7 separate regions of the Mus musculus genome follow, and regions 1, 3, 4, 5, 6 and 7 are each linked to region 2. Evidence: chromatin loops called from intact Hi-C (ENCODE). Cell type or tissue: heart. All regions are shown on one strand.

Region 1 (4,000 bases), 410 kb after region 2:
TGCTTCTTTGAACTAACTCTACTAAGTCAGGGGAAAAGTTAATGGAAATAATAAAAGCTCTTCTAAATACTACACAAAGAAAGTAGAACTATAAAATAAAGATGGTGAGATGGCTCATGTATGTTCCTTAGGTAGCACAGCTTGTATGAAGTCCCAGTTATCACACTAGCACATGTCCTGTTCCATTTAAGCACAGTGATGCATAAAATTAAAAGAAAACTTTTTGTTTAAAATAAGACTAAAAGTATATAATCTCTGAGGGGGAGTTGCCTGGACTAAAATTTAGACGTTGGCTTAGAGCCTTGTTCTGCTCCCGATCTTGTGTGCACGGTTCATTTATTAACATATTTGGTGCCTAGCATCCATACACACATTTGCTAAGTGGGAGAAAGACAGAAAGTCATCCTAGTAAAAAACTCATTTTTGTCCTAAAATTCTGAGCCCAATGACATTACTCCAGTGCAGGAGACATTTCTTTTCTTTGTTAAAATAATGAGATAAGTAAATGAACATTAAAATAAGTACATACATATACCACACTAGTGAGCTCTTTCTCTGAAGAGGAAGAAATCTCCCCACCTCCATGCCCCATCCTTGCCTTCCTCTCTTCCATTTTCTATTCCCTAATGCATAGGAAAAGGAAGAGTTCCCATAAAAAGGATTTTTATTTTTTTCTGAATTAAATATAGCATATCATTTCTCTTCCATTTAAGTTCTATTAAGAAAACACAAAATCATTATGGAAATCCTATTAGGAACTTTAAAAAAGAAACAAAAACAAAAAAGTGAGTAAAACTACATTTAAAATTCAAATTTTCATTCACGTATTTTCTTTTAGAATCTTTGAATTACTCCTTCATGCTGCCCCCATTTCCTTTTCCAGAGACAGTATTGTAATTATACACAGAATGGACCCTCTTCTTACATCTTCCCACCCACCTGTCCTCTGAAGTAGGAGGTCCACAGAGTCGAGGTATAGATTACAGCAGGAGATATTTGGATGAGATCAAAACATTTCACCTGGGAGACAGCTCTGTGCTCAATTTTCCAAGTCTCAAAGAAGGTTATGGCCTACCATGGTGTTGGCCAGAAAATTGGTTCTCATGGCTAAACAATGATAACCATTTTACAAAAGACTTCTGAAAATAAAAGTACCTGTGCTATCAGCCAGAAAATAAGCCTACGAATGAAAGCCTTTCATGGAATGTCTGAAGCACAGCAGACACTATCAGTGTCCCTTGAATACACCTAGAGGGTCTAATGGGATACAGGGCACCTGACACCTTGGTGCATAAGAGAAGCTCAGCTGTCTGAATACGGGAATAGTCTTAGCAAATGTGCCATTGTCCTAAGTGATGATATCCTGTAGCACCAACAAAGCTGAACCCTGGGGACTAGGGGACAGGCAAGGCTCTGACTACAGCCAGGCTCTGTGTGAAGACAGCTCTTGGCCCACTTGACAGGAAGCACTAAGGATGGGTTCCCAAGGGGAGGAGGCTCCTCAAACAGAGAATGTGGAGACTGCACAGTGTATGAGCACTCCCTGCTGGTAGACTGTGTGGTAAATAAACTGATGATGACTTGGAGGGCTACTGGATTGAGTGTGGGGAGGCTAACAGAGGTACAGGTAGACAGTAGGAGACACACGTGTGGCTCTGACTCAGTTTAAATACCTGTAGATATTACCCTGAATGAGAAGGAGGGTAGGGGAGCTTACCAATAGAAAGAACACAAGAAGTGGCAAATACTATGTGTAAAAGCTGGCATGTAAGAGTTTCTACATATATTTTCCAAATAGTAACGTTATATAAAGCATAAATTCATGTGTGCACACCTATGTTTGTAGGGAGGGAAAACAGGAGACAGTGAATTTCCTTACATATACTTGGCCTCCACAAAAGCAATCCTTGGGACAGTTCAATTGTGCTCATAACATTAATGTTCTACCAGGAATCATCTTCCATAACTCCCACAGAGCTGTCTGCTATGCCCACAATACCATTATAACCTAAGCCCCAGACAGGCAGTCTTCGTTAATCAGCACAGGCCTGTGGCAACAATCCTGATATCTCCTGGGTGCTCTGCTTTGTTAGGGTTCTTGTTTATGATAAAGTGAAGGTCAAAATGGCAGCCTGCTAAAAGCAGCAGCATTCAACTGCCTGAGTAACTTGCTTGTCATCGACTTGTTAATGCAACAGTCAAACACTTCATTCCTGTGGACAGTGTCGACTCACTTCGGCAGATCAAGGGTCTAGGACAGGAAGATGCTGCAGATGCTTGGGCTTGGAGGAAGGCTTAGTGGAGCCAAACCGTCAGCAGGGCCTGTTTGTTCTGTACTTCCCATCGGGTTTTGTGAACGAAATGTTAGATTACCGCAATGACAAGTCTGTGACAAGCGAGTCATTTGTGCAACTGGTGCGCTCCTGTTTTTCTCTGTTTACCATTCAGACTTGTGAATACCATTTCAAGCACTCACAGGATTTCTGGCTCCCATTAAGGGGAAATGGTTCCTCCATGTTTAGCATTTTGTGCCTCAAAGAGAATTACTAAGCAATTATTTATCCCCATGGTCACAGTGTCACACAAAAGCACTGGAGTTGTTTTGCTGGACACTGAATTATGAAATGGAGTCCTGAGGACGGGATAGTGTGGAACATCAGAAATTTCTCATCTAGTGTATTGGAATGACTACAAAGCAAGCCTGTGAGAGTCAATAAAATTGTGGCCAGCTTGAAATACCTTGCTCCTTTGCTCTGGGATCATATATCAAGGACATATGCTTCAAGGCACATAAACTCACTGGTAACAAGTAGACCTGAGACACCAGGCCTGGCTCGACTGCAGACACTGACGTGTGATCTAACACACGATAGCTTTGGTGACAAGGCTAGCTTTGGCTGTTGAGCAGGGAATTTACAGCGCCTTCCTCCTGCTTGCCATAGGTAACAGGAGGACCAGCACAGGCAAGACAACATTTTATCTGTGTGATAGAAAAGCAGTAACAGAATACCAAAGTTACACTTGGGATCATCCTTGTGCTGCTGTTTTCAGAGTAAATGGACCCCTGGTGGACTCAGACTCAAGAATTCTAGATCTTCTCATAAAAATTTCAACATTCCCCACCTGGGGCTTCCAAGTGACTTTTGGCAAGTCATTTTTGTTTCCCACGAAGAAGCTGGTAATCATAATGGAGTCCCCAGCCCCTACTCCACTTACATGCAAACCTTAATATTAGCACTATCCTTTAGAACTGTAGGAGAAGAACAGCACTCTCTAAATGTCACATATAGACTATGAGCTGGTATTGAATTTATAAATAATAGTGAGGATCGCTCTTAAAGAACATAGCAACAGTCTTTCAAGCAGAGACAGAGACTTAGTACCTGGGGACAGAGGTCAAAAGTGGGACCCAAGGGGAAACGAGAGGTAGAAACAGAAGCAGAACTCAGACCAGGTAGCTACAACACAGTGAAAGAAACTTATAGTGATCCCTGTTGGAGTAAACACTTATTGCTGGGGCAGGAGAGATGGCTCAATGGTTAAGAGACTGGACAGAGTACCTATTTGGATCTTGGCACCAATGTTGTATGATTCTCAACTACCTGTAACTCTACCTCCTGGGTATTCAATATCCCTCTTTGATCTCTGTGGGCACCTTTGCGTGCGCATGCACACACACACACACACACACACACACACACACACACACACACACACACACATGCACGCATGTGCACAAATACACACTTAAAACATTAGGACATATTTTTAATAATCCTCTGCCATGTTATACATTTATACATCTTTGCGCATCCCAATGGTATTTAGATCTCATTTTTTAATAGAAGAATTAAAATTTAAAGGTGTAAAGATCTTATATTAATTATATAGTATTATACAGCATTGTATTTAGTTGAATATAAGCTGTAGAGATTTGAAGCTAGTTTTCTTTACATCTGCAGCATATATATTTGAATTAAGTCCATTTCTAGTATCTTTA
Region 2 (4,000 bases):
TCTTCAGCATGAGCTCAGCTTCCTTTGTGAACATGATCTTCTGTTGATTCCTGGCATGCACTCATGCTTCAGCCAAGCTGGCCTTGCTGGTGGATATTTTCCTACAGTCTTTGTCTAGCCCTCTATCCATCCTTCTCCCTGGGAGTTCAATCGTAGCCTCCCTAGTATCTCTCAGACAGATACTTTTGTCTTTGAACTTATAATGTTTCAGTGCCAATCAATTGCACTGACATCCTGAGTGTCAGTATCTTAAGCCATCGTTGGGCTTGTCTCACCGATGGAGAGAGATTAGCCATTTGGTTTAGGTTCCCAAACGGCTCAAAGCATCTTATAGCTCAGTATTCCCTAGAGGTCCATGTGCGAAGCAAGTAGGCAGCTATCGCCCGTCTCAGTGGCCATGAGAGAACGGTCTAATCCTTGAGCCAGGCTCCGGGGAATTTAGATATGGGTCTAAATATAGAGCGACAATTTTTGTCTTTTTGGTTTCCGGGGAGGCAGGATGCCAGATTTAGGGCAGGAGCCTCCTTACTCTGCCTTGTACACCGCAAAGCTTGGGCTGAGGGAAAGCAAGATGCATGCTGGGTGAGCAGAGGTTGAGCGATGTTCCCTGTTTGTCCCTGTGTGTCCAATGTCCGTGTTCCACCTGTGCCTCTTATGTAGCTACTTTCCAAGAATTAACACCTGTGTTCCTGACAGAACAGCATAAAGACTGCTGTGAGTCTTGAGATGAGAGCGAGTGGCTTCCTTCTGAAGAGGGAGAAATGGGGTTCTTGAGTTAAAGTCTGTTGAGTCCCCATGGATTCCAAGGGGGTCCATGGTAGCCCCATTCTTTTCTTCTGGAGCAGTTACACAGCACACCCCCACCTGGTGGTCCTCCAGGCCTATCAGTTTGAGGACTTCTTTTCTGCTAGGGCTCCAAATCAAATGTGGTCACTAGGGTCACTTCATGGTGACCCCAGGAGCCTTTGGAGGAGGGGCTGAGACTTAAATCCTGCTGCTGTCATGGAGGAACTGCTACAGCTAGCTGAAGTCTGGAGAGTGGGAAGATGGCAACCACGTTCTTTGGCTTGGGCTTGCTGTAGGCAAAGTCCTCCTTGTTTTTCATACTAGCTTTTTTATATATAAAATGTTATTATAAAAACTGAAAATAAACAAAAACATCACACACCAAAATGTGTGGGCAAAAAAAAATTAACGGGTAAAAGAATCCAGACATGCTAAATATTCAGTGATGTGCTAACAATTCTCTCTCTTTTCCTCTCTCTTTCTTTTCCTCTTTCTTTCTTTTCCTCTCTTGCTCTCTCTGTCTCTCTCTGTCTCTCTCTGTCTCTCTGTCTCTGTCTCTCTGTCTCTCTGTCTCTCTCTCTCTCTCTCTCTCTCTCTCTCACACACACACACACACAAAGCCCCAATTTGTAACATGCATCAATTTTTGTTGCGCAAATACTCCCACCACTGCTCATGTCAAGCCACCACCAAAGGCTTGATTACCAACTTGAAACATTCCTGGAATATTGCTCTCACCAGCATGGTTCTAGCACACTAGTGGGAATGGCATGCTGTCTTAAACACACTTTAATGCTCATCAGCTCTTTGGAGGCTCCATCACTTCTATGAGCAAGAGACTATACTGAACGTAGCTCTTTTTATGAGAGGAGCCAGAACTTCAGGGAAGGCAGGATAGATCTAAAGTTTCAGACTGGAGTTGTCCTTGCAGAGCCAGGTCTCCCATCTCTAGGACCAGTGCCTTTGACAAGGACCCCATTCCCTGTCCAAGGCACATGTAGCTGTCTTAGCCCTGCAGGGAAACATGGGTTTGCTGGCATCCCACTTGTTTGTACTCGGGAGACCAGTGTGAATGCTCAGAACTGAACCTCCCCAAGTATCTTGACTCTGCTAATTGCCAGCGTGTTAGGGTGTGGGGAACGTGGGGGTGGGAGTTGGAGAGTGTGGGGGTGTACTGTTAAAATGAACGTCCCCAAGTTATTTCCCTAGTGGTTTCCATGAGGTACTTCTAAAGTAAAACCCAGAGACGTGTATTTTTAACATCTAATGTATCTTATTAGACAAGTCTGAGAGAGTCTGCATTAGGGAGAATTTCTGTCAAACCTTCTTGCTCACTTGGGGTAAGAGATGAGAGACAAGACTACAGTCTTTTATTGTCACAGTATGTTTTTTTTCCCCCCTTCTTCTTCTTAAATGATTAAGCCGTTAGAATAAATGAGGCCCCCTCCAGCATGTCATAGGTGGGTGGCTAAGACCTCGAGGCTGTTCCAAAATCCACCATTGGAGGGCACCAAAATGCAGCAAGAACTTCGCCAGCTCTGCCGGGGTGAGAAGTTCACGACTCACCTGGGGGCTCTCCAGGCTCTGTGGGGAGGCAGAGCCGGAAAACCTCCCCACTTAGTTCCTGGAGCCCTGCGAGGACCCCGCATTCTCACCCTGCGAGACTTGTTTAGCCTCTGGTTTCCTCTCTGAGCGATTTGCTCAAGGCCAACCGCGGAGGCGCTGGGTCAGGCTTGGCTTGGCGCGGCTTGGCTGGAGAAGGAACCCTGGCTAGGGCCACCTCCCTTGGAGGTGTTCCCAGTCCCACTCCCTTCTTTGTGTTGCAGCATCTAGTTCTTTCGGCCCTCTCTCCTGTAGAGTACTCAGCCGACCCGAGTGCAGTCAATGTTCGCTCTGGTAAAGCCCTAGGGCTGAAATCCAGCTTTGCAGCTAGCTTGTCAGACAGTGAGGCCCGCGGCTGGAGTTTTCTGACTCAAATTTTCTGTCTAACAGAACTGTTCACAGCTATTGAATGAGATTACATTTGTGAAGTTTTTTGTTTGTTTGTTTGTTTTTTAATACAACTTAAAATCCAAAAGGCAGTTCTTACTGTATCGCCATCATTATTGGGCTAGCCTAAGAGATTCATGATTGTTCTGTGTGACTTTAGGTTTTATGATTGTGATTTTTTCCCCCTCCTGGTTGTCAGGCAGTGCACATTAAATTTATTTATCAGACAAGTGTCGAGAACTTTCTTGTGTGAGCCACTGTTGAAGGGCTGGGGTAGTTGTTGATGTTAAACGGGCACAAGGAACCAAACAGCCTAGAGTCGCTTTGCTGTAAGGCTTAGATACTGAACTTGGCAGTGTGACTTAACAGCTAGGGGCCCCAGGGTGAGGCTCCAGGGCAGTTTATTGTAGGAGATATTGGCTGCACAAGCTGGCTTGGTGGCACATGCCTACAAGGTCAGCATTCAGGGGGTGAAGGTGGAGGCAGGAGGATCACAGACTTGTGTTGGTGGCTTGAGCTAACATAACCCTGGAGCTGTCTCTCCATGGAAGAATGCAAAGGTTAGCACATTCTAAGTGGTAGGTTCCATCCCCAGCCCTGGGGAAATAAAAAGATGGGCAGTGACTTTTGGTTCCATTCATCTATTACCTAATAGCTTTGTGATTCTAGTCACCCCACCCGTGTGTGTGTGTGTGTGTGTACATACGCATACGCCCACTGACATGTGCACATGTAATGGGACAATGTACCTACTTTGCTGGACTGTTTATAAATGATAGCTATATTTGTTTTTGTTGCCTGTGCATTCACACAAATTAGGATAACAGGAAATTATACTTCTAGTGGTGCGCTGCAGGCGTGACCTTCACAGGTGACCTTCCCTAACTTTTGTCAAGAATGGGGGACTGTCTAAATCTCTGGAAGATCAGGGTCTAGCTTGGGACTTGTGACGAGGGACAGCAGGACCTTCAGCACACATGGAGCGCCCTCTGATTCTCGGTCGACGTGGCCGATCGCTCATTAAGGTCTTAATATCATGACTGTCCAGCTGAAGCTATCATTAACCTCAAGTGGGGGGTTCTCGCCGTGACTGCTGGGGGAAAGACGAGCCCGGTCTGAGTGGGAGGGCCTGACTCTAACTCCCTGCCTGGGTTTAATGAGCCCAGAGCTCTGAAGGCAGCTTTTCACCACCTTTTATTTGGTCAGACAGGGGGCTCAATAAATC
Region 3 (4,000 bases), 890 kb after region 2:
CTATACTTAATAAATATGATCAAAAGCAACTTGTGAACACTAAGTATAAAAAGTTATTTAAAGACAGTAGATGTAGTCTTGTTTTACATTTACTAGTTATTAAGGCAAAATACAGAAAATTTCGAAAACATCTCTAAAGAGTCTGCTGCCACAGAGGAGCATTCTAAGTAATGCCCCAGATTTGAATGTTCTTAAGCTGTGTGTGTTGCTCTGACTTGGACTTTATTATCGTTCCTTCTTTAGTTACAGCAGTAATTGCAGGGACACTCCTTAGTATTTGTACACTGTTTTTACTACTCGTGAAAGCTTTACAGACATGAACTCACTCGTTTAATCCTCACAATAACTCTATAAGAGTTTATAGGAAAGGTAACATCTACTATTGCTTTTTAAAAATTATAAAGGCAAACTTAAAAAGTTAAGTGAATTATCCAATCCTAAGTTTATTTGTGTTTTCAGTGATATGTGGACTTAAAACTCAAGCATAAGTTCCATACAAAAACATGTGAAACTTAAACCTTAACTCTGACTTTAACAAGTTATGAATAAAGTTTAAAATAGCATGAAATAATATGTAGGTGGCAAGTAGTTGCTCTTTAAAAATATTCTACTTATTTTATAGCTTAAAAGAGAAAGATGGTGGTAGCCCAATCAACCAAACTAAATATTTAATAAAATGCAAAATCTTACGGTGCCTCTCTCTTATAATTCCCATGCCCACTTTAAATGTAACCCTGTAAGAAGAGCTTTCTCTTCTGAGTCATGAGATAACAGGTAATATTTTCAACAATGAGTAATTTAACTTTTAGCTATAGTAGTAATTCAAAAACTGAGATGTCAAAGGTACAAAAATAATGTAAACACAAGAGCAGGCCTTCCAAAACTCATGAGTTGACACCCTTCAGATCAGCCGGATCAGTCCAATTCTTTTATGCACTGATGTAGGAGGGCCAAGTATCTCATTCACATTAGCACAAGAATTTTGTTGTGAAGCTGAAATTAGAAACCGAGCATTGACTACTGCACAGCCAACCATAACACACACACAAACAGAAAATGTCATTTTAATAAGGAGCACTCACAAAAAGGGACCTATCATGACTGCCCTCCAAAAGACCCAACAAGCAGCTGAAAGAGTCAGAGGTAGATAGTTGCACCCAACCAATGGACAGAAGCAGCTGACCCATTGTTGAATTAGAGAAGGCTGGAAGAAGGTGAAGAAAAGGGTGATCCTGTAGGAGGACCAGCAGTCTCAATTAATCTGGACCCCCGAGATCTCTCAGATACTGGACCACCAAACAGGCAGCATACACCAGCTGATATGAGGCCCCCAACATACATACAGTAGAGGACTGCCCGGTCTGTGTTCGTTCAAAGATGATGCACCTAACCCTCAAGAGACTGGAGGCCCCAGGAAGTTTAGAGATCAGGTGGGGTGGGGTGGTGGGGACATCCACGTGGAGACAGGTGGGTGGGGAGGAGGTGTGGGAAGTGGAACAGTTAGAGGGTGGATGGGGGGAATAAAATATGGAGTGTAAAAAAATAAATTAATTAAAAAAAGAAGAAAAACTAAATATATACATATATATATACATACATATATACATAATATATATACACACACATATATATATGTGTATATATATGTGTGTGTGTGTGTGTGTGTGTGTATAGTATCAAAGAGAAAGTTAGAGAGGATTGTTTGAAAAGGAGCTAAGTCAAAAGGTGTTCTTCCAAGAGAAATTCTTTGAAAACCATTTAAATCTTGGAGAGAGAAGGATAAAGTAAGTGTGTATATGTGTGTGTGTGTGTGTGTTGTGTATTATGTGTGTGTGCAAAATAAATAAATGTGTCATAAGCTGCCCAGTATAAGTATTCATGTGAACCTCAAGTGACTTGAGTGAGTATTCTGAGTACCATAGAAGGTTCCAGAATGACAGACAGTCATACATAAGTCTCATCCTCCAGCCCAGGGCTTACACAGCCTATATGCTCAGAAACAATGACAAGTGAATGTGAGAAGTGGTATTACAAGGGATGCATAGAAAAGTTCCCATCAGAATTCAAAAGAAGAAATAGCTTGGTGTCTGATGTGCTTAGTTTCAGTTTTATAAGCGGTAAGAACTGGGTGAAAATCTCTTGTCTTCTCCATCTCTAACTCTAAGTTAAATACATCCCTCCCTGAACTCAGCATTTTAAAATTTTCAATACTAGTATGAGAGAGGGAAATACACAGATCCTAATATTTTCTTGAGAATTAAGAATTCTCGAACACACTAAAACACTTCATACGTATTTTTGTAACATTAATGCAAAACCAAGGCTTAGAACAAATTGCAAATATTTTTCTGAATGTCCAGTTGTTTCCTTTTCACTGGCTCATGCATTAGTTACTCTCATAGCAACAGGGACACAAGGTGGCACTGTCGTGCTGACATTCATTCCAGGCCCTTTCTAAATGGACAAATTTGAAAGAGGCAAGAGGGGCTATTGTGGCAGTTAAAACCAGAGTTGTGATGCTGGCCTCCCAGGTCTGCCAGGACTTACAGGGGCTAAGGAAAAACAAATCTTTTTGAATTTCATGAAAATCACATTATGATTTTATAGAAGACAGTGTATTCTCTGATGGCATCGCCTAAATATCATGTCTGTGTTCATAAAATGTTCAAAGGCATCCAGTTCAGCTTTGCCAGTAGAAACTCAGAAGTGAGCGGTGTACCACGGATAAGCTGTGGACACGGACCACCTCTCCATCTAGTGGCCAGTGGGAAAGAGGAGCCATGGAAGCTAGGCTGCACTCCACTCACTTAAAACTTACTTAAAACTGTCTTTTCTCAGACGACCCGCAGGCAATTAAGTCCTTCAGTCTGTCAAAAAAATAATTTTTGGTTTATTGCAATTATTGAGTCATTAAATATGACCAATAATATATCGTGATATTTACTTAACCCTGATCCCACCACCTCAAAGTTAAAGTGCTGTGCTCTCTCAGACCAGAAGCTCTTTCTACTCTTCCACCATTGCAAACCCAAACTTCCTCCATCCACTTTTAGCTTATAAACAGAAACTATGAACAGAGAGAGCTACAAATAAAGCTACCTAAAACAAAAATCACACTGCTGAAGACTTAAAAAATAGAATCAGATAAGTTTTACTGTTTTACTGTCAAAGAAAAAAAAAATCCTGCAAAACAGAGATTGTGACTTATTTAAAAATCACAGTCAAAAGAAACAAGGCCTCCAGATTTAGCCACTTAAAACCCTTTCTTGCATTAATTAATACCACCTGATTCCAGAGGAAGAACTTTGTAGCAGACTGTAGGGTTTTTCTCAACATACCAGAAAAAAAAAAATAGTTTTTAAACTTTTGTTCATATGTTTCATGGCCAACTGATAGAACAAAACTATTGAGTGTAGGTACTGAAGTATCTATATCTTCATATTGGTGGGTATGCTGAGAATGTAAGAGTATAATTTTTTCTTAAAAGGAAAGAATTATCTGGATCTACTCAACATTTGCAAAGCAAGCACCAAATGGGCAGGATGCACTGAAGAATGGGCTATTACAACCTGGATTCGGGAAGCTTTTATGTAAAACAAAACCTGAATCCATTTTGTCTGATGGAAAGTTGAGAGGGTATTTTGGTTGCTGTTTTATATAAAATTATTTGGCTTTGTTTTAAGAGAAAACACACACAAACTTGGTAGATCAGTTCACCCACGTTAATTCCGCTTACGGTGCTGCTTTGGTGACTGCTTTGTTAGGAAGACTTCTTACAGAACAAATATGAAGATCTATCTGCTCAGAGCTCAAACCCCAAGGATTCAAGGACAGCAAGAGGCCTGATACTGAGAGTCCCACTCGTGTGAGACGCTTTGACTCTGCTATAACCTCGCAGAAGTGGCACCATTAGCATCTGAATCGGGATGAACAGAGTAGTTAGATCTATTGGCTTTAGCAGGATGAAAACGGAAGCTGTAGGAATGGGTCAAATAGCTTT
Region 4 (4,000 bases), 1.5 Mb after region 2:
AAAATATTTTTTTAGCTAAAGTATCTATAACACTTATAGCCGATTCCTCCTTTAAGTGTTAAAATCATCTGTTTCTTTTCCATGACCTATTTCTGAATATCCTCTCTCTCTCTCTCTCTTAAATTCTTTTTAAAATTTTTTTATTGGTTATTCTATTTATTTACATTTCAAATGTTGTCCCCCTTCCTAGTTTCCCCTCCAAAACCCCACTATCCCACCCCGTTCCCCCTACTTCTATGATGGTGCTCCCCCACCCACCCATCCACTGTCTTAATTCTTTAGCATCAGATTTCAGGCAACCCTACTTCAACTAAAAGTGAACAACTACTTGATTCCAGGCAGTAAGAGAAAAGAAGAGGTGAGCTTTAATATCCCCTGACTTTAAACTTAAGCTATTTCCAAACTTAACACATTGGAGATTCCAAGTAAAGTTTTAGAAACAAATTTACCTAGGATACCTCATTAAATATCCTACCTTAGGTAGGACTTGGCAGGCCTGGATTCAACTCTAAGCTATTCTAAAACTTCTTGCTGGGTACCTTTAATGATACATCCAATCCCAGACTACCACAAGATATTTACAAAGTGATGCATTTTAAATGATGCAAAGGACTCATCTTACAGAAGAAAGTATGCTATGAATAACTAGCTGTTGCATCAGTAGACAGAGCACTGCAGCAGCTGTTGAGTTAGGTAAGTGTCCTCTTCGACTGTGACACAGGAGGGAGAGTACAGGTCTTGGAATTGAATTTGAAGCACAGACATGGTCCCTAAGGAGCTCTGTCAATAGCTCAGTATGGGTTTCATCATTATGAAATGATCTCAGAGACGAACCCAATTGGCATTAAATGGTTTGCATATAAAGTTCCTACAATGTATTTCCTTGAACATATAGCAAGTGTTTAATAGAAACTGACCAATTTTTAAAATTTTTTTTTAAAATCTGAAATTATTGGAAAACATTATTTTGTACCTTGGTACCAACCCCCTGACTTTAAAGAGGAAATTAATGTACAAATATGACTTAATTTATTGTGGTCAGCTAGAGAGAGACACATAATGATATACCGAGTCTCCTGAGAGTCGGAGGCTATTCTACTTGGCCTACTTTGGAGCTCAGCAACATTACCAAGTACTTACATTATCAGTGATGATTGAGCCTGGAAGTTAGCCAAGGCCACCAGGTAGTGAGGGTAGGATTAATTTAGGCTGCCTGTAATTGGTCCCTCAGAAACTGCAATCTAGGGATTTGATAGACAGAGTTGGAAACTCTTGAGAGAAATGGGTAATATGCTCTTTCTAGGTAAGTACAAGTATAATGATTTCAACTTAGATTTCAATCTTCTTAGGAAACTTAGATGTCACTTTGACCGAGGCATAGCGGGTCTCACAGAGTCCTTTCATCTCCTGGAATGGTCTGTAACATGTTTTACTGTGTGTCAATATGGATGAGAGTTTGGTCTTTCATCAGCTATTCAGCTGGGACCAGTTTTCAAAACTGTTCAGCCCACTGTACTCGAACAATCCCCAGGACGGGCTGTGCGTGTGTGTATTCTAATGAAAAGTGACGTGTCTTGTAGGATCACCTTGAACAGTCACATAATGAGTTAGGCTCATCGTGGAGGAGACAAGGTAACCCAAGGAGCTCGTTTCATTGTCATACAGATAACTTTCCTTTGCTAGCAGGTGTGACTTACGCAAGAGCTCTAGGCGTTGTAAAGAATACTGGTATATAAAAGTAAAAAGAAAAATGCTGTTGTTCAGTGTACAATCTGGAAGCAATGTAAGGCCTTTAAAAAGGAGCAAGCAAGCAAACAACAAGCAAACAAAACGAACTCCTGGCCCCAGAGCTATGTGAAAGTATGTGTTTGACTGGAAACACAGTCTAATTGCAGAGAGTAAGTTCAGATGTCACCAGGGTGGCAGGTATCTGAATGAAGGAAGTGAACTTAATTAGGCAACATTGCTATAGCACCAGGGAGGGGAAGGTGACTGTGTTAGACCTTAAAATGTTCAGACCTGAAGTGATTGGGGCTTTAAACTAAACAATGGCAGATGCTTTTGCTACATTAAAATAGTATGACAACTGATGTCATAGTATTTTATGGATTCAAAGGTCTTAGATATAAGATAAGACCTTATCCTATAGAGATAAGGCCACTGCAAAGCATTACCTGCTCTCGAAATCCATTTCACAATGTAACATTAATTTTAGTTCATCCACTCCCATGACTTCATGACTTTGGTAAACAATATTTCTAGACTTAGATTTTGGTTACCTTTAAAAGGACTTAAAAATACAATTAACTTCAGAAAGGCTTCAAAGTAGGACCTTGCCACAGCAAATCGTTCCTGAACCAATTGTGTGCTTTGCTTTGGATTCGTGGCTGGTCCGCAGACCTCAAGGTCGGGAACAGTATTACTCTGTTGCCCTCTGCTGGGGAAAAATGGGAAGTTCACCAAGAAACAATGGCGCCCAGGCCTTTTCAACGCAAGGAATTTGGGTGACACTGAAGTCCAAAGCAGCCTTCAGGCACATTCATTTAATGCTGATCACAGGCCTCCCAGTCAGGTACACTTCGGCATTATGTCTGTATTCCTTAAGTAAAAGGAGTAATTGGATTTTTTTCTGCAAGAGTGTAAAGCTAAATTTTAAAAGTAGTTCAGAAAAATAGTCCGGCTTTTTCCTTGGCTTGAGCGCTGGGGGCTCCTTTCCAGAGCACCGTGTGTGCTTCATCGTGGGTGGTGAACATCTTGCCACCAGAATAAACTAGGGTGGGGCTCCGAAGTCATTTCTAAGCTCTGTTCGATTTATTATTATTATTTTTAATGGCGAGGAAATGTGCATTGATACTCATGACTGATTTCTCTTGTCTCAAATTATCGAGTTAATGCCTTGGTGTTAAATTAGATTGAGAGTGTTCTCTTTGGTGTTCCTTTGGTTTTCTGCTCAGCTGACTTTTTTTCTCCTGCTAGAGGTGAAAGATTCTCTGTAATTAAGAAAGGGGTGGGGCGGGTGCTAAGAGATAAAGAGAGAGATGAGCTGTGAATTGTCACGTGTGCAAATTGATGACAAACTTCTCAAAGAAAACGATGGGAGCCAAGTGAGGTAAGAAAAAGGGACATTACATTCTAATGGTCCTTTTTTATTATTATTTTAAAGGATCAATAATATGTACATGATGCTCTGCCTGCGGTTTCCATAACAACCCGCCTCATTGAAAGACGGCAGGCTCCGCAAATCTCCAATTATCAGCCTTCCAGGGCTTATTAATGGAGCCGAGGATCCCAGTGAAGCAGGCAGCTCATTGTTGGCACGTGCCTGGTGGGCTGGCAAGAGGGTGGGAGCAGAGTGAAGTGGAACTGTGTAGCGAGCCAGCAGCCATTTGTCCCCTGTCGCTTCTGGGGGGTGGGGGGAGATGCAGCCACTCAAGAGACCTGAGCACATCTTCTGAAGCCTCCTGGGGCTGTACTGATGTGGCAGGCAGCTGAGGGCGGAGGGTGTAGACTGCCCTTTCAGCTACATACCAACCGTCATCCTCCTGTAGTAAATCTACAAGAATATAGTACTTGCTCCATTTGTCTATTGAAGTCCCATAATTTATTGAGGATTCTTCACAATAACAATTGTGACTCTGTTCCCAATGCTATCTATCCCAAGTCTTAATTAAAATGTGAAAACAACCTAATTCGTATCTGATCACTTCGAATTTGTCAGTCCTTGGTCTGACAATCATCTATTAGGTCCTTACGAAAAGTCATTGGAAGAGCAAAGGACTTAGTAGAGAATACCGTTAATCTTAGCACTCCAGAAATAGAGGTGAGTGGAACTCTGAGTTCAAAGCCAGCCTGGTCTACAGGGAGAGTCCCAAGACAGCCAGGACTACCCAGAAATCCAGTTTCAAAACAAAACAAACAAACAAATAAAAACAAAGCAAACAAAAACACCAGAAAACCAGTTTTTAAAAGGAGCAAGCAAATATAACACTGATGAAAACTA
Region 5 (4,000 bases), 200 kb after region 2:
GCTAAAAAAAACTTAAAGGGAAAGAACAAACCTCCAAATTAAAAAAAAGGGGAAACAAGCCAGGCTGTGATGGAAGATGCCTTTAATCCCAGGGCTCAGGAGGGAGAGGTAGGTAGATCTCTGTGAGTTTGAGGCCAGTCTGGTCTACAAAGCTGGTTCTAGGACAATGAGGGCTACTATATAAAGATACTCCATCTTGGAGATGGGGAGGGGGGAGGGTACAAACAAAAGAGAACCCAGAAACAAAGGGAAAAATGAAAAATGTCCCAAGCTGCTCATCAAGAACCCCATCATTTATCTGCACAAAATGGAGAAGTTAAAAAGGAAGAGTACAGCCTACCGTGGAAGACAAAAGCTAACTCTACGAATGCCTCACTGTTCTTCCCTCCCTTCTTGTATAACCCAAACATATTTAAAAGATCTTTTCATCGGTCTGTCTGCCTTTCTGCCCATCCATTCATCTGTCTGTCTGCCCGTCCATCCATCCATCTGTGGTGTGTTTCTGTGTGCAGGCATTTGTGACTCAGAGCATGTGCGGAGATCAGAGGGACAACTCTTGGGAGTCGGTTCTCCTGCTACCAAATGGGATGTTGGACAGAACTCAGACCGTTAGGTCTACACATAAACACCATGTCTCAGCACCAGAGTTATGCTTTCTGTATAACTGCAATCCCGAGTTAGTCTTCATGATCCTAAGAATATCTTTAAGATTGAAGGAAACCATTTTGTCCATTCTTAAGTAGGTAAAAGAAATCAAGCCTAGTGTGCTGGAACCACACTTCATCTTACAGCTTAAAGCATTAAGAAAATCCACTAACCTTAAATTTGTTGGCTGCAGCATGGATCAGAAGAGGACCAATATGAGCAATACAGAGTGCCAAGGAATCAGTGCGAAGGAGTAGGGAGCCTGGCATAGTAAAATGGATTTACCTACTCAGAGTGGATGGTGGAGGAGGAGGGAAAGAAGCAGGAAGCTGCAAAACCATTTTCTGGTTGTTGCTTATTTTTTATATAACCAGAAAATAGTGGGCCATTTAATTAGGGAAGCCTATGACTGTCTTGGTTATAAGCTTAACATCATATAGGTAAATTAATTTTATATCCTATAATATAAAACATATGAAATGGAAACTTGGAGTCACAGTTGTATGTTGAACATGTCTGGAATATACTATTGTCTTGTCAGACATGTGTGTACTGTGCAGCACCCTTGGAATGGCTGTCTCCTTTTCTTGATAACGTTGTTAATGTGCTGAGAAGGGAAATTTGTGGGTACAGTGTGTGTGGTAGAAACCAGAGACCTGGGCGGGTCTTCTGTGATGGTAAATTAGCATGTGAATGTGTTGGTATTTCATATCTCCTTGTAGAAAATTTGCCTCCACATTTGAAGTTGAAAAGTCACTGGAAGGTATGCTATTAAGAATCACAACATGTCACTTTTAGACCTTTTTCATATGTTAAGAATTGTGTACAAACTGAAATGTCTGTGTATGGATCCTTAACACAACCTGTAAAAAAATCTCAATTAAAAAAACACATTCAGGCTGCTATAAGTTCATTTCCCCTTTACTTAGCCTGGCCTCTCATGTTTCCCACACGAGATTTCTCCAGACTCCTGCCTGCATAAAGCAGGCATCTCATGATTCCTGTGTTGCAGTACACCTCAGGGTGACATTTTGTTCTGCACTTTAGGAATTCTGATCTGACTTGAATTTAGATCTCAGGGTGGAAACCAAGAAGGCCAGGCCTGAGGAGAAGCAGCATTCTCCTGCTCGGGGCTTCTCAGGAGAGATCACTGATGTTTTCATTGGCAATGATGCCAGCCAATGCCTGCAGGCAGATAGGGAAAAGCCAATCCTTGTGTGGGTGAGTAGCCATCTGCAGGGGTGGGAGGGACCAGCTGCCGTGCCATAGGGCAGTGGGTAGAGGCCACTCTGTTGTAGGGCACAGGATGGGGAGAGAACATGGAGAGAGGGCATGCCCACTGGCAAACGTGTCTCCTCAGAGCTTAGGAGCTCTGTGTCCCCAGCCTCATTAGTCTTCACACACATTTCAATCTAACGCTAAGGATCCCCTCGTTCCTTCTCCTTATCTCCACCTCATACCTTTCAACTAATGTCCTCACTTTAACAGTGTGCTATCACCACAAAAGGCTGGGTTCAAAGTCTGTTAGAGTTCAGCCAACTGAATGACGAGGGCATGCTTTATTATCAGCAGTTTGCCTATTGGAAATGTAGGAGAGACATTTTGAGTTCAGATACACTTCAGTAAGTTATGTGGAGCTCGAGCCAAGACATCTCATTCCTGAAGATTTGTAACTGATCAGCATCACATTTCTTGGTTCTCCAGACTGAAAGTACAATAGACAGAGTCACTAAACTCCTTGCTTCTAATGAGTAGTGAGCCAGGGGTATCAAATATTGCGTTCCCTACAACTCATGCCACAGTCTCTTGGTGCTCTCTGTACTAACTAGAACCCTTAGGAATTTGTAGTTTAATCAGATAGTCAGTTCTAGAATCCTTAAAATCAGTTACACAAATCATCCTTAAGATTCAGTTCCTAAAAAAAATTCAGTTCCTCTAGAGTCACTCTTGATACCAAAATTTGTATTAGTTGGAGTTATTTAGAGGGAGAGAATCAATAGGATATGCAATAGACATATGAGAGGGGATTTATTCAAGGAATTGGCTCATGAATTAGGACAGATGAGTAGTCTTGACAGATCATCTCTAGGCTGAAGACATTGGGATTCTCCGAGTATGGCTTAGTGTGAGTCTGAAGGCCTCAGAACTAGCATGCACGCTTGTGCCACTGGTATAAGCCTGGAATCCAAACTCAAGGAAGCTTACAGTTCTGATATCCAAAGCAGAAGCAAGCCCTACCTAGCTCTCAGGTGGGGATGCCTAAGGACGCACCATCACTGGGGGAGAACTATCCCCACCTTGTCCACTCACACTCACATGCTGAGCTCCTCTGGAAGTACACTTGCCACCATACCTAAGATAATACTTCGTGGGTTTCTGGGCAGTCCTTCACGCAGTCAAGATAACCCTTAGTAGAATCAACGAGCAGGATGGACCTCTGCTTTGAGCTTCTGATTCTGGTGGACTAAAACGTGGATACTAACTGTCTTGCTGTGTATTTGTGGAAGCTTATATTTTAATTCTCAGAATAAAAGCATGAGCAGAAAATTCCAGACATGCTGAAGAACACCTATGCTCTCTGCCCAGACTTGAAATAAAATGGCTTCTTGAGGAGGGAAGCCGTGCTGGGACCAGGAGAAAAGTCAATGGAGGCTAAGGTTGATGTCTTTAAATCCTCTCACACTAGAAACCTTTGAAGCGCCTTTCAGGAATTGCATTTCCCCCTAAAGCTCTTTCCTTACAAATTTAGCTGCTGCCCTATTGTAACCTTTCTCATTGTTCACTAAATCTGGAGAACAAAAATACAGAGATACTGTATCCGTGGGCGGGATAAAAAGCTGAGCCGAAGAATGTACTGAAATTTTCACAGTTCTCCAGTCTGAGCTTGGATTTGGAAAGGCCTTAAAGAGGGACCTAGATAGTCAGTGTCGTTGAGAAGTTGTCTTTCTTTTTTCTGGGAAAGAAATTCAAATTTTAAAATGTGTTTATATAGAAGCTAGCACATCTTACTCATTTGCTCTCCTTTTCAGTTCCACATCAACATGCACTCTCTCTCTCTCTCTCTTTTTTTTTAAACAGGAAAGATAGAATCCTCACTTCAGTGACTGTAATGAGACACTGCAGTCTTCTAGAATACCATTCTTTCAGAAAATATCAACTGGTAAGAGTTGCAGAAATTAATTTGTGAGTTAGGAAACCCTTAATCTAGCTTTCAGTGAGTGAGATATAAGATCTTGTGGTGCCAGGTAAATAATCTTTCCCAATGAAATTATCACACAGCTTCCAAGATATTGATTTCTTCCAAACTCTGTTGCGATTTTGTTCTGAATGTTTCTAAAGCAGAACTTCAGATTCA
Region 6 (4,000 bases), 260 kb after region 2:
TAGTTCATAATATGGCCTAATCACCTCTGGTATTTTGAAACAAACAAAAACACAAAAATGGCTGTTGTACATTTGCACTTAATTACTTCCATATAAAATACTCCTGTGGATTTCATTACAGGTGACACAAATTTTGGATGTAAGCTTTGTTTGTGATAGGAAGTCTGGACTATTGTTGTATAGATTCCCATGAAGATTCTGTATCCTTCCCTTCTCTTTTCCTACAGAGAGTCAGCCTATCCAGCACATTCTTACCCTCCTAATTGGCAAAAGAAAGGCCTTTAAAGACCCTGGAGAATAGGCTATGTTCTACATTGGCTCAAAGGATGTGAAAGAGCACTGAGAGGTATGTATCATTCCTAGAACTTCTGCAACATTTCATTCTGCACTTGGAGGCAGAACACTCTCACCCGTGGACATGTCTACTTGGGATGTCCTTGGCCATCAGGACAGCCTTATGGAAATGTATCTGAGAAAAAGACCCAACAGAGCAAATAACTTTGCTCTGTCTCTAATGTAAATGGGGAAACCTTGTAGTAACAGTGTAACTGTGAGTTCTAGCCTTAAAGGGATTTTCTTGGCTTGGATTTTTTTCCTACCCTCTCCTTCAGATACATATGATCGAAGTATATGTAAAAGACCAGTGGTGCAAACTCAAAGTACTGCATGTGATCTTGGGTTACTTTCCCATCATGCAATGTGTGTAGCGGCACTGGGACTGAACCCAGTGAGTCGATGATTAAAAAAAACGAAAAGCAGACTACGGAACATTGTTGGTGGGATTTACAAACCATATCCTCTGTTTCATAAGTAGGTATAAAGAACCCCAAAATTGGTTCTAAACTTCTAGGCTAATCTGATCTATCGGCCAAAGGATCAGCTTTCACTGGTGAGAACCCAGGTCGTCTCCTTGGCATGAGCTCACCGCCAGGTCAGCCAGAGAGCTTACAGTTTTTCAGGTGATGTTAGATGTCACCATGCAATACTAGCACTCTGGATTTCAATACAGAAAATCCAAGTTCAACTAAACTTTTTCCTGTTATGACAGTTTTATGAATGTCACTCCTTTTAGAACTTAGGCCAACATCTTCTTCTGATGTTTGGTTTGGACGAGCTTCTTCTGTAGCTTGGAGTCATGCAAATCCTTCAGCCGCAGCCTTGCAATGCTCGCCAGCTGTGGACATCCCTCAACTAAGTATGTCTTCCACACAATGGATACTCAGGAAACATCTTTTGCGGAATGGAACTAGCTTTGCTGTAAGGGAAAATGGAGTATGCAACAGAGGTCTAAATGAACTTGAAGGAAGACTAATAGATCTTGAGTGTGTGTTTGTAAAAAAAAACAGGCATGTAAAACAAGTGGGTTTTGATATAGCTTCCCAAGGGAAGTAGTAGAAGTTTCATTACTCAGGGCATTTTAAACTAGAATAGACAAAACACTAGAGGGATATGTTGAAATATGCGTAGTCTGTCTGTGAATTAGTGTTTACTTTCAATATAATTATAAGTGAAGCAACACTGCAATGGGAATTTTTCATACACATGAAAGCTATGGCTACTATGTTTCCACGTCGACCATATGTTGCACATATTGGTTGGAGTGGCTGTGTATCCCTACTGCCCTCTAGTGGATAACATGTAAGGCCTACCTGATTAGCTGATCTAAGGAGCTACTGCAGTTTGGGGGTATATCAATCCTTAATCATTTAGGGTAGAAAGAAAATAGCTGTGTTGATGCATTTTCCATCAAATTATAAAATTGAAGGGCATTAAAAACAACAGAGTCTAACTCTGTAATTAAGACTGCCATTTAATGTTTGTTCGCACACGGTATTCATTTCTGTGTGTCCCTGCCAAAGACCCATTGTGTAATGTTGTCCTCACATGACATTAAAAACACCAGTTCCCTGGAAAATGTGAAAAAGCAACTGTGCTGCCTTGAAATACATGGGGCTTACTTTTGGAAACAGAAAATTAATACGGATGCAGGAAGATAACTTGGAACACAAATAATGGCTCGAAGAAACTTGAAAATCAGTCCTGCTCCTTAAATTCGAGCAAGCCCATCGGTCGGCGGCGCTGGATGGGGGTGTTGGCTGTTACTCAGAAGTGGGCTGGCAGACCGGCTTCAGCACAGGGACCCTGCTCGGAGGGAAGGCTGAGTAAACATGCTTTCAGAGTACTGGGGCAGGAAAGGGAAATCCAAACCCACGCTTGGTACTTCAGCCTGCACTTAAGGCTCTCACATTTGGGGGTTTGTATGGCACAGAATCCAGAGGCCTCACCTCCAGTGACGAGGGAGTCAGACATGCAGAGTCATTTAGCATTTTGTCATTATGACACAGGGTGGATGGGAAGGCAGTTCTCTTTGTATCTTATTAATATTTTCCCCCAAATGATTTACAGTCTAGTCACTATTTTTAGCCCCATATTTAACATGTTAAAGAAGTCTCCCAAAATCCTAAGAGAAAACAAACAACCGATAAACCGGGCAGAACGAATACGATCCACACGACAAGGTGCACATCCTGTGCCTCCTGAATGCTGCAAACCATTGGCTCTTTCCACAAATATGCAGAAAGAAATGGTCGAAATGGACTGACTCTTTAAATGTCAGGAATTATTAGAAGCTGGTGATGTGTGAGTGGCTGCACATCTCAGGGGAGAGCATCTACCCAGGCACATACCCGCTGAGCAAGAGACCACCTTCCCAGTCTGTGATTTGGTAAAAAAGCAATGGTTCGGCATATCCAAAGCAGAGACTAAGGATTCCTGGGTCACTGCAAAGAAACCAGGGCCAGCAAGATGACTCAGTCGGTAAAGGTGTCCACTGCCGATCATGACAACCAGAGTTTGACCCCAGAACCTACACAATAGGAGAGAACCAACACCCTACAAGTTTTCCTCTGACTTCCACATGCATACCATGGCTAACATTCACCCACACGCATACACACATGCACGTGTAAGTACACACTCATATACAGTGAATGAATAAATGTAAAAAATCCAAAAGAGAAGAAAACAACAGACTAAGAAAATGGTATAGCACAGCCTAAGATACTATGACCCAATAAGGGTTCTAAGTGCTCTCTCTTCTTCTCAGTCAGATTTCCTGTTCAGTTATTGGTGGCTCTACAGTGAGATGAATGGAAGTCCCATGAGAGCTGAGGGTAAACACTGTTAAGATAACTGATAAGCCTGCGAGCAGGGGGACATTTTGGAGTTCTCCTTGGTGTTCAACGCAGGGAAATCAGTGCTGCATTTTAAATAGGAATCTTCTCTTCATTCTAACTGTAGTCAGGGTGGAACTGTGTGCTGCTACATTCACACAGGCAGCCCATTGGAGCCAAATAGGACTAACTCAGAATAAAAAGGTGTCCCTCCACCTGTGTCCATGGGGTCAGGAGAGAATGCCTGACCAGGAGAATGATGTCTCTTTGACCTTCCTCTATTACTTCTCTGGTGTTTAAAAAAAGTCACAGCCCTCTAGAGAAGAACACCTAGACTTTTGTATGAGAAGAGTCTGTACATTGCAGCCGTGGGATCTCTGGGGCAAGGAGATGGCTCAGGGCATCAACAAGAAAGACAATAAGCAAAAAACATCTTCCAAAGCAAGTCCCATTAGAGCAGATTGCAAATAGATCTTTGTTTTCTACTGGGTTCTGGCTTTTTCTTGGGGTGTGGGTGTGGGGGTTCTGGCTTTCATGGGGTGAAATATCACTGTTAGAGCCTGAAGATGCTTAGCTATGAATGACTCTCCCTTTCTGTCCGGTAGAAGACTGAATGAAAGAACCAGAACAAGGAGGAACAAGCTTCTCACAAGCACAGTGGCCCAGCACCAACTCTCCCTGCGTCAAAGCGTCTCTCACTTGATTGTCAGTGAGACGGCAATCATGCAAAGGGAACCTGATTGCCCGGTACTTACTTTCCAATCAATTTTTACAGTCTCTCAATTTTTCATTTTCATTTTTTATTTTCTTATATCCACACGAAAGTT
Region 7 (4,000 bases), 970 kb after region 2:
GACAAGCAGTGGAAGAGGGTATGAGGGTGGGACACAAAGAGGGAATAATTGAGAAAATTAAGCCAGCCACAAGTGTGTGTAACAAAGAAAAGTAATGAAAATGGCTAGTACTAGACAGGATGTAGTGTAGCTGTTCCCCGATGCACTGAGGATAAGATTATAATCAAGACACCTTGAATATGCAATGTGAACCTTAAACATATCAGTACTGACGTTTCTGTGGGTTTTGAAAGAAATCTCACATAAAGACAAATTTATGCACCAAAATGTTCATTGAAAGATTATTTCTAATAAACACCGAGACAGAAATATCCAAGAATTATGGATGGGGTACGAACAGTTGCTAAAATATACCTATATGTAATGGAAATTACGTATCTATTAAATGTGATGTTTACAAATAGTATTTAATTACAAGAGTAGCAATTCTGATCACTATACTTAAGAAACTGTATTTTAAAGTTAAATGTGAAATATGATTTTAGCTATGTAAAAAACATGCATTAAAATATAGGGATTTTGTCAGGATGAAAGCAGTGGTGGGTGATTCTTTTCTCACCTTCTCATACTAATGTCAACACATTTTCAGCCTGTGAGCCTCTTCAAGAGGTATTTTCTATAGCATCATTCTTAATGAAAAAAAAAATACTACTCTAATAGATGGTGATAATTGAACCGTGTATGTCACAATATAAAGTCTTACTTCCCATTGACCCAATCTATTACTTCACAAATTGTCTCTTTAGAAAATATTGCAAGTTCATGTTATGATATCTGTTCTACCTGTTTAAAGACTATTTTAGAAATAAACCAACAGAGGCCAGGAGAGATGACTCAGTCATTCCAAGAACTTGCTGCTCTTCCAGAGGTCCTGGCTTCCATTCTCAGTACCCACATCAGGTAGTTCAAAACCACCTGTAACTCCACTTTCAGAGAGTCCAATGCTCCCTTCTGAATACCAATACTTATGTGGCACATATCCACAGACTCAGACACTCACACAAGCATACACACACGCATGAGCACACACACACACACACACTATACACACAAAGATAATAAACAAACAAATAGCTGCAGAAATGATGATATGGCCTAGAGTATGGTTTCCAGGGTAAAATCTGTACCTGGAACCAACAACATCAGCACCACTTAGAAACTTACTAGTGATACATATCTTCAAGTCCTTTCAGAGACCTGCCTAATCACATGCTCTGGAGAACTGACTGCACTATCTGAAATTTAAAATATCCTGTTGATTCAGATTCACAAGCAAGTTCAGGACGTTCTGGCCAAGAGCAGGGGTAAGATAAATACCAGAGTCCAAAGACTAAACCTGCCCACATATTATCTGTGTGTTTTTGAACCATCATAGTAATAGATAGTTTTGATAAACACAGTAAGTCTCATAGAATGTAAACATTTACTAATTGACTACATAAAATATTTGCAAACCCTTATTCTATAGAATGGAGGATCCTTTAGGTTATGTGTTTCCTTACCATTGGAGATACAAAGAATATCTTGAGAATTTACACTTTGACCAGTGCAATTTGATGAAGTGTCTGTGAAATTGAAGTTCAATTAAATATATTAGTGGGAGTTTCACTAATGATGAAATTTTGTAGGGAATATATGTTGACTATTCTTATGTACTCATCGTATTTCAGAAACAAACATTAAATAAAACTATTCTTATAAATGAAAATGGATCACAGAGAGTTCGTTTATCTTGCACTGAGACAAAATAAATCTAAAGGGTTCCACCTGCTGGCAGAAATAAAAAATTACTCTAACATAAAATCTACATTTAAAAGATTGTCTGGTTTAACAGAAATGATAATTTTGGAACTTTAAATAATAAAAAAGACAAGTATGCGGTCCATTTGTTTTTTAAAAAACAGCAATTTTAAAGAAAGAATAATCCGGCATTAACTAGGGAAGCAGATAACCCGGCCTGATCAGAGGCACAAGTCCCTTCCGGTCCACTCCAGCACCGGGATGCCTTGCCTGCGGAGTCTCCGGACACCCGCAAGGACGCACACAGGATCCCCCTCGGGATCCTAAGACCTCTGGTGAGTGGAACACAGCGTCTGCTCCAATCCAATCGCGGGACCTGAGACTGCATTAACTAGGGAAGCAGCTAACCCAGCCTGATCAGGGGCACAAATCCCTTCCGGTCCTCCCCAGCACTGGGGTGCCTTGCCTACAGAGTCTCTGGACACCCGCAAGGACCCACCAGGATCCCCCTCCGAATCCTAAGACCTCTGGTGAGTGGAACACAGCATCTGCTCCAATCCAATCGCACAGGACCTCAAACTGCATTAACTAGGGAAACAGATAACCAGGCCTGATCAGGGGCATAAGTCCCTTCTGGTCCACTCCAGCACCGGGGTTCCTTGCGCGCAGAGTTTCCGGACATCCCCAAGGTCCTCACAGGTCCCTCCACGGAATCTTAAGACCTCTGGTGAGTGGAACACAACCTCTTCCAGGAGGGAGGTTGGAACACCAGATATCTGGGTATCTTCCCTGCAAGAAGAGAGCTTGCCTGCAGAGAATACTCTGACCACTGAAGCTAAGGAGAGAGCTAATCTCCCAGGTCTGCTGATAGAGGCTAACAGAGTCACCTGAGGAACAAGCTCTAACCAGAGACAACTATAACAACTACCTTCAGAGATTACCAGATGGCGAAAGGCAAACGTCAGAATCCTAACAGAAATCAAGACCACTCACCATCATCAGAATGCAGCACTCCCGCCCCACCTAGTCCTGGGCACCCCAACACACCTGAAAAGCAAGACCCGGATTTAAAAGCATATCTCATGATGATGGTAGAGGACATCAAGAAAGATTTTAATAACTCACTTAAAGAAATACAGCAGAACAGAGCTAAACAGTTAGAAGACCTTAAAGAGGAAACACAAAAACTCCTTAAATAATTGCAGGAAAACACGAACAAACAGGTGATGGAATTGAATAAAACCATCCAAGACATAAAAAGGGAAGTAGACACAATAAAGAAAACCCAAAGTGAGGCAACGCTGGGGATAGAAATCCTAGGGAAGAAATCTGGAACCATAGATGCAAGCATCAGCAACAGAATACAAGAGATGGAAGAGAGAATCTCAGGTGCAGAAGATTCCATAGAGAACATCGGCACAACAATCAAAGAAAATACAAAACACAAAAAGATCCTAAATCAAAACATCCAGGAAATCAAGGGCACGATGAGAAGACCAAACCTACAGATAATAGGAGTGGATGAGAATGAAGATTTTCAAATTAAAGGGCCAGCAAATATCTTCAACAAAATTATAGAAGAAAACTTCCCGAACCTAAAGAATGACGTGCCCATGAACATACAAGAAGCCTACAGAACTCCAAATAGACTGGACCAGAAAAGAAATTCCTCCAGACACATAATAATCAGAACAACAAATGCACTAAACAAAGATAGAATATTAAAAGCAGTAAGGGAGAAAGGTCAAGTAACATATAAAGGAAGGCCTATCAGAATTACACCAGACTTTTCACCAGAGACTATGAAAGCCAGAAGAGCCTGGACAGATGTTATACAGACACTAAGAGAACACAAATTCCAGCCCAGGCTACTATACCCGGCCAAACTCTCAATTACCATAGATGGAGAAACTAAAGTATTCCACGACAAAACCAAATTCACACATTATCTTTCCATGAATCCAGCCCTTCAAAGGATAATAACAGAAAAAAACCAATACAAGGACAGAAATCACGCCCTAGAAAAAGCAAGAAAGTAATCCCTCAACAAATCAAAAAGAAGACAGACACAAGAACAGAATGCCAACTCTAACAACAAAAATAAAAGGAAACAACAATCACTTTAACTTAATATCTCTTAATATCAATGGACTCAAATCCCCAATAAAAAGACATAGACTAACAGACTGGCTACACAAACAGGACCCAACATTCTGCTGCTTACAGGAAACCCATCTCAGGGAAAAAGACAGACACTACC

The links. Hi-C counts contacts between places; a loop is a spot of excess contacts. Peaks named below come from ENCODE experiments on the same cell type or tissue, not always from the same donor. Only the 100,000 strongest peaks of a DNase experiment are listed, where the experiment ranks them.
Region 1: a loop joins it to region 2, with 3.0 times the contacts of the local background. A loop is called at or near these places in 3 of 42 quality-filtered maps.
Region 3: it touches region 2 in a loop (3-fold over the local background); 4 of 42 quality-filtered maps call a loop at or near these places.
Region 4: it touches region 2 in a loop (4-fold over the local background); 8 of 42 quality-filtered maps call a loop at or near these places.
Region 5: it touches region 2 in a loop (4-fold over the local background); 4 of 42 quality-filtered maps call a loop at or near these places.
Region 6: it touches region 2 in a loop (7-fold over the local background); 19 of 42 quality-filtered maps call a loop at or near these places.
Region 7: a loop joins it to region 2, with 7 times the contacts of the local background. A loop is called at or near these places in 8 of 42 quality-filtered maps.

What each region holds. Positions count from the first base shown.
Region 1 is chr16:43,392,432-43,396,431 of GRCm38, reverse strand. The region is part of intron 4 of Zbtb20 (zinc finger and BTB domain containing 20); the gene reads right to left. Among named protein-coding and RNA genes, the nearest start is that of Gm15713, 26 kb to the left of the region's middle. In heart, a CTCF peak has its summit at 1,540; a DNase peak (open chromatin) is centred at 1,451; H3K27ac peaks cover 1,590 bases.
Region 2 is chr16:43,800,521-43,804,520 of GRCm38, reverse strand. All of the region lies in intron 2 of Drd3 (dopamine receptor D3), which reads right to left. Among named protein-coding and RNA genes, the nearest start is that of Gm26074, 31 kb to the left of the region's middle. In heart, a CTCF peak has its summit at 2,291; a DNase peak (open chromatin) is centred at 2,470; H3K4me3 peaks cover 490 bases; H3K27ac peaks cover 1,767 bases.
Region 3 is chr16:42,913,363-42,917,362 of GRCm38, reverse strand. All of the region lies in intron 1 of Zbtb20 (zinc finger and BTB domain containing 20), which reads right to left. Among named protein-coding and RNA genes, the nearest start is that of Gm19522, 3.3 kb to the right of the region's middle. In heart, a CTCF peak has its summit at 2,421 (motif pointing right); no DNase peak of the experiment used is centred here.
Region 4 is chr16:42,275,079-42,279,078 of GRCm38, reverse strand. The region is part of intron 2 of Gap43 (growth associated protein 43); the gene reads left to right. Among named protein-coding and RNA genes, the nearest start is that of Mir6540, 26 kb to the left of the region's middle. In heart, no CTCF peak of the experiment used is centred here; a DNase peak (open chromatin) is centred at 2,448.
Region 5 is chr16:43,595,731-43,599,730 of GRCm38, reverse strand. The region is part of intron 9 of Zbtb20 (zinc finger and BTB domain containing 20); the gene reads right to left. Among named protein-coding and RNA genes, the nearest start is that of Mir568, 43 kb to the left of the region's middle. In heart, no CTCF peak of the experiment used is centred here; no DNase peak of the experiment used is centred here.
Region 6 is chr16:43,537,892-43,541,891 of GRCm38, reverse strand. The region is part of intron 5 of Zbtb20 (zinc finger and BTB domain containing 20); the gene reads right to left. Among named protein-coding and RNA genes, the nearest start is that of Mir568, 100 kb to the left of the region's middle. In heart, a CTCF peak has its summit at 1,627 (motif pointing left); a DNase peak (open chromatin) is centred at 2,021.
Region 7 is chr16:42,833,896-42,837,895 of GRCm38, reverse strand. All of the region lies in intron 1 of 4932412D23Rik (RIKEN cDNA 4932412D23 gene), which reads left to right. Among named protein-coding and RNA genes, the nearest start is that of 4932412D23Rik, 40 kb to the left of the region's middle. In heart, a CTCF peak has its summit at 1,775 (motif pointing left); no DNase peak of the experiment used is centred here.